Regions from separate parts of the Homo sapiens genome. Here region 1 is linked to region 2. A link is a loop called in an ENCODE intact Hi-C map of the cell type or tissue named here. Cell type or tissue: endothelial cell of umbilical vein. All regions are shown on one strand. Region 1 has its middle 170 kb from the start of NUP35. Region 2 has its middle 240 kb from the start of NUP35.

The links. A loop is a pair of places that touch in the nucleus more often than their neighbours do. Peaks named below come from ENCODE experiments on the same cell type or tissue, not always from the same donor. Only the 100,000 strongest peaks of a DNase experiment are listed, where the experiment ranks them.
Region 1: it touches region 2 in a loop (8-fold over the local background); 6 of 110 quality-filtered maps call a loop at or near these places.

What each region holds. Positions count from the first base shown.
Region 1 is chr2:183,294,198-183,296,697 of GRCh38, forward strand. No RefSeq gene overlaps it. Among named protein-coding and RNA genes, the nearest start is that of NUP35, 170 kb to the left of the region's middle. In endothelial cell of umbilical vein, a CTCF peak has its summit at 1,036 (motif pointing right); no DNase peak of the experiment used is centred here.
Region 2 is chr2:183,358,869-183,361,368 of GRCh38, forward strand. No RefSeq gene overlaps it. Among named protein-coding and RNA genes, the nearest start is that of NUP35, 240 kb to the left of the region's middle. In endothelial cell of umbilical vein, no CTCF peak of the experiment used is centred here; a DNase peak (open chromatin) is centred at 1,193.

The DNA.
Region 1 (2,500 bases), 65 kb before region 2:
AAAGCTCCCTCCTGTTTTTTTTCCAGTCAATATCCTTCTGTCTTTCCCCAGAGGTAATTACTATTCTGACTTTCTTCCACAGATTAATTTTGTCTGTTTTTAAGCTTCATATAAAGAAATCGTATATGTACTCTTGTGTCTGGCTTATTTTATTCATCATTATGTCTGTAAGGATTCAGTGTTGTACATAGCAATATTTCTGTTTTTTAAAATTTATTATTTTATTATACTTTAAGTTCTAGGGTACATGTGCAGGACATGCAGGTTGGTTACATAGGTATACATGTGCCACGGTAGTTTGCTGCAGCCATCAATCTGTCATCTACATTAGGTATTTCTCCTAATGCTATCCCTCCCCCAGCCCACCACCCCCTGACAGGCCCCAGTGTGTGATGCCCCCCATCTCTGTGTCCATGTGTTCTCATTGTTCAACTCCCACTTATGAGTGAGAACATGCGGTGTCTGGTTTTCTGTTTTTGTGTTAGTTTGCTAAAAATGGTGGTTTCCAGCTTCATCCATGTCCCTGCAAAGGACACGAACTCATCCTTTTTTATGGCTATATAGTGTCCCATGGTGTATATGTGCCACATCTTCTTTATCCAGTCTATCATTGATGGGCATTTGGGTTGGTTCCAAGACTTTGCTATTGTGAACAGTGCCGCAATAAACATACGTGTGCATGTGTCTTTATAATAGAATGATTTATAATCCTTTGGGTATTGTGGGCGGAAAGTCACCCAGGTGCCGAGGCAAGAGACCGAGGGCACGAGCCGTTCCAGTATAATGAAGAAAATATGTAGAATAAGAATAGTTGTACTAGAAATAGATTATAGATATGTTTACATATGAATATCATTAATCATTAGTTTGTAGCACTACTCTTTATTCCAGTATTATAATAATTGTTGCTCTACAATTATAACCTAGGAAAAACGAGGCCAAACAGAGATAGGAGCTGAAGGGACACAGTGAAAAGTGACCAGAAGGCAAGTGTGAGCCTTCTGTTATGCCTGGACAGGGCCACTAGAGGGCTCCTTGGTCTAGCGGTAACGCCAGCGTCTTGGAAGACGCCCCTTACCTAGCGGACCTTGGTCTAGCAGTAGCGTCAGTGCCTAGAGAAGACACCCATTACTTAGCAGACCAGGAAAGGGAGCTTCCCTTTCCCCCCGGGAGTTAGAGAAGACTCTGCTCCACCACCTCTTGTGGAGGGCCTGATATCAGTCAGGCCCTGACTGTGATGCTGTGTTTCAGTGGTCACGCTCCTGGTCTGCTTTCATGTTCCACCCTGTACACCTGGCTCCGCCTTTTAGACGGCAGTAGCAGAATTAGTGAAAGTACTAAAAGTCTTTGAAATGCAGAAGTAATGGCGTAAGCTGTCTCCTCTCTCTCTCTCCGCCTCCACTGCCAAACAGGGAAGGGCCCCCTGTCCAGTGGACACGTGACTCGCGTCACCTTACCTATCATTGGAGATGGCTCACACTCCTTACCCTGCCCCTTTGCCTTCTATCCAATAAATAACAGCTCAGCCTGGCATTCGGGGCCACTACTCGTCTCCGCGTCTTGGTGGTAGTGGTCCCCCAGGGCCCAGCTGTCTTTTTTTCTCTTTGTCTTGTGTCTTTATTTCTATGATCTCTTGTCTCTGCACAGGAGGAGAAAAACCCACAGACCCTGTAGGGCTGGTCCCTACAGGTATATACCCAGTAAAGGGATTGCTGGGTCAAATGGTATTTCTGGTTCTAGATCCTTGAGGAATTGCCACACTGTCTTCTTCCACAATGGTTGAAGTAATTTACACTGCCACCAACAGTGTAAGAGTGTTCCTATTTCTCCACATCCTCTCCAGCATCTATTTCCTGACTTTTTAATGATTGCCATTCTAACTGGCACGAGATGGTATCTCATTGTGGTTTTGATTTGCATTTCTCTAATGACCAGTGATGATGAGCTTTTTTTCATATGTTTGTTGGCCACATAATTGTCTTCTTGGGAGAAGTGTCTGTTCGTATCATTCGCCCACTTTTTGATGGGGTTGTTTGTTTTTTTTCTTGTAAATTTAAGTTCTTTGTAGATTCTGGATATTGGCCCTTTGTCAGATGGATAGACTGCAAAAATTTTCTCCCACTCTGTAGGTTGCCTGTTCACTCTTAAGATAGTTTCTTTTGCTGTGCAGAAGCTCTTTAGTTTAATTAGATTCCATTTGTCAATTTTGGTTTTTGTTGCCATTGCCTTTGGTGTTTTAGGCATGAAGTCTTTGCCCATGCCTATGTTTTAGATGGTACTGCATAGGTTTTCTTCTGCGGTTTTTATGGTTTTGGGTCTTACATTTAAGTCTTTAATCCATCTTGAGTTAATTTTTGTATAAGGTTTAAGGAAGGGATCCAGTTTCAGCTTTCTGCATATGGCTAGCCAGTTTTCCCAACACCGTTTATTAAATAGGGAATCCTTTCCCTATTGCTTGTTTTTGTCAGGTTTGTCAAAGATCAGATGGTTGTAGATGTGT
Region 2 (2,500 bases):
TTAGATGATCTTTTATTTCCCTTCTGAAACTGCATTTCCATGAATCTATGATTTTTAAAACTAACATGATGGTTTGAAGTGAACTTAGAAAAGATACTGCTAAAGTCTTAACACCCTAGTTTTGAATTTAAATGTCTTTAGACACTTAATATATGTTTCAATATATATTAGAATTGAATTTAGTGTGGGAATTAGATTACTAAATTATCACGTAGGGCAAATATCTGGCACACCAAGAATTATCCCTGAAACTCTCTTAAGCTGTTCAAACAGCATATCCAGTAGTTTTTTTAAGGAACAAAAGAATACATCTTCTTGGATAGTCCATCACTCCTTTATTCCTGTGGCAACTTCTATATGAGCCTCAAACTGCAGGTCATCTTCTCTGGAAGGTCTTGTGCAGCTTCCACTTTGTATTTGGGATATAGCTATGTGCTCCCTGCACACTCTGAACTCCCTCATCATAGTGGTTAACATGCTCTATTGTAACCATCTGTGTATTACAATGGGATGTTTAACAACAGAAGAATAGTCTAAATCACTGCAAAGAGCCATGTAAAAACTTTTATTGATTTGAGGGATGACTTACTTTTAAGAATGGTCTGCAACACTCCTGGAAACAGAATGTAGCCTAGACTTGGTAGTTCATAGTCTGACTTTGGATAATAGCTACTTAAGGAAATTCGATTTAGATCATGAAAAGGAGACCAAAATGAGGTATGTCTATGCAAAGGAAATTACAAACAAGATCCGAATGTCATAATGTCATGTGCCTAACCACACGGACATTTAAATTTTGAATCTTGGGATAATGTAACTCAAACTACCTGAGGCCAAATCATTAAACAAAAAAGCTTGATTTTATAGATGGAAGATAATTTAAATTAAATTCAAACTGTTAGCACATGGATACCATAACGTCAAATAAACATTTAGGATTTAAAGAAAGGTAAAATAATACATTTCTATGCAGCAGATTTCTCCTGGAATCTGAGAGAAAGAACAAGAAAAGAAAAGCTATTTAAGAGAGAAATCTTACATGAAACTTGTTCATGAGATATCTTACCTGACTATTCAGCTAGCATGTCTGGCATGCTTCAGAGAAGCAATGAAACTTACATTTTTTCCTTATAATGGTTTTATTATTATAAAGTCTGTTTCATATTGATGGTATCAGAGAAATTGCAAATCTTGGGGCAACGCTGCCCTCTGCAGTGAGCAGATCAAGATTATACTCTCAATTTCTAAAAAGTATTTCAACTCCTCTGGGTCAATAATTTTCTCCCAAACCAAATTGATCTACTTGCTGAGTGAATAGATGACGAGTTTAATCTCCTTCCTATTTTGATGAGATGGGCTATACTTCTTAGAGGGTATTTTCTTGTATTTTCTTTTGGGCCTAGAGCCATCAACTCCTCTATCTTTTTTTGGCCTTTCTCTGTTCCTTCTATAATTCCAAGGTTCTCAAAGCCTTCATTCTCTTGTTTGCCCTCCTGGAGGCCATTGTGAAGCTTAAGATATCCCAAGCCTGCAGGAGACTCTCGCTATAGATATAATACAGGATGCCTGCTGAAATTTGAACTTTGCATGAACAATGAAGACAATTTTAGTATGAGTGTGTCTGAAATCTTGCATGAGACATACGTATAAAACACCCTTTCATTTTTCAAATCTGAAATTCAAATTTAGCTGGGAATTCTCTATTTTTATTTGCTAAATCTGCCAAGTCTCCCCATCCCTCCAACCCAAATACCCCAAAAGCACCCACTCAACTCACCTGACCCAAAATGTATGGGATGCATGTACTACTACCAGCTCTTCTAGTTTTAGAGTCTCATCACACATCTTACATCAGTACCCTATTGATACATGTCCATCTGTGTGGGAGCAGGAGAGAGGGACTACTTCCTTTCCATCTTCTCCTGGTCAAACTGGTTAAATCCTAGTAAGGTTTAATTCTTTTACCACTCCTTGGCCTGCTTTAGATTTCTCTTGTAGCCATTTTATCCTTCCTTTTGCTGTTTTCCAGTATGTGTCCTAGAAGTTATTGGCTTAAGCAGGAACCCTCTTTGGGAAGAAGGTGGAGAGTCAGTCATGGAGTAAGATTCTGGGCCTGAAGAGGAGCTGGATATGAACTGTGGGTATAGAAGTTACAAAATCAATATCACTATTTCTTCCTAAAACTCTGGCTGATGATATTACTTTAGAATTAGCCCCAACCCCTGTGAACTTTAGAGTTAAAAAAATCCATCCTTCAGATTGGTATAAATCTTGACCTCTCCTTACCAAGTTACATTAGAATCAATAAATTAAGTGTAAATGATTTTATTTTGGAGTGAGGAAAGGCTTATATACCATTGGCATTAAAAGAAGTGATAAAAATAAAATGGCATATAAAGCAGATAATCTGTGAAAGAATATTGGTTAATTTGAACCTATGTTACTCATAGTAAAAACAAAAAACTAGTATTTGTATGCCCAAAGAAGTATTTTCAGTGCC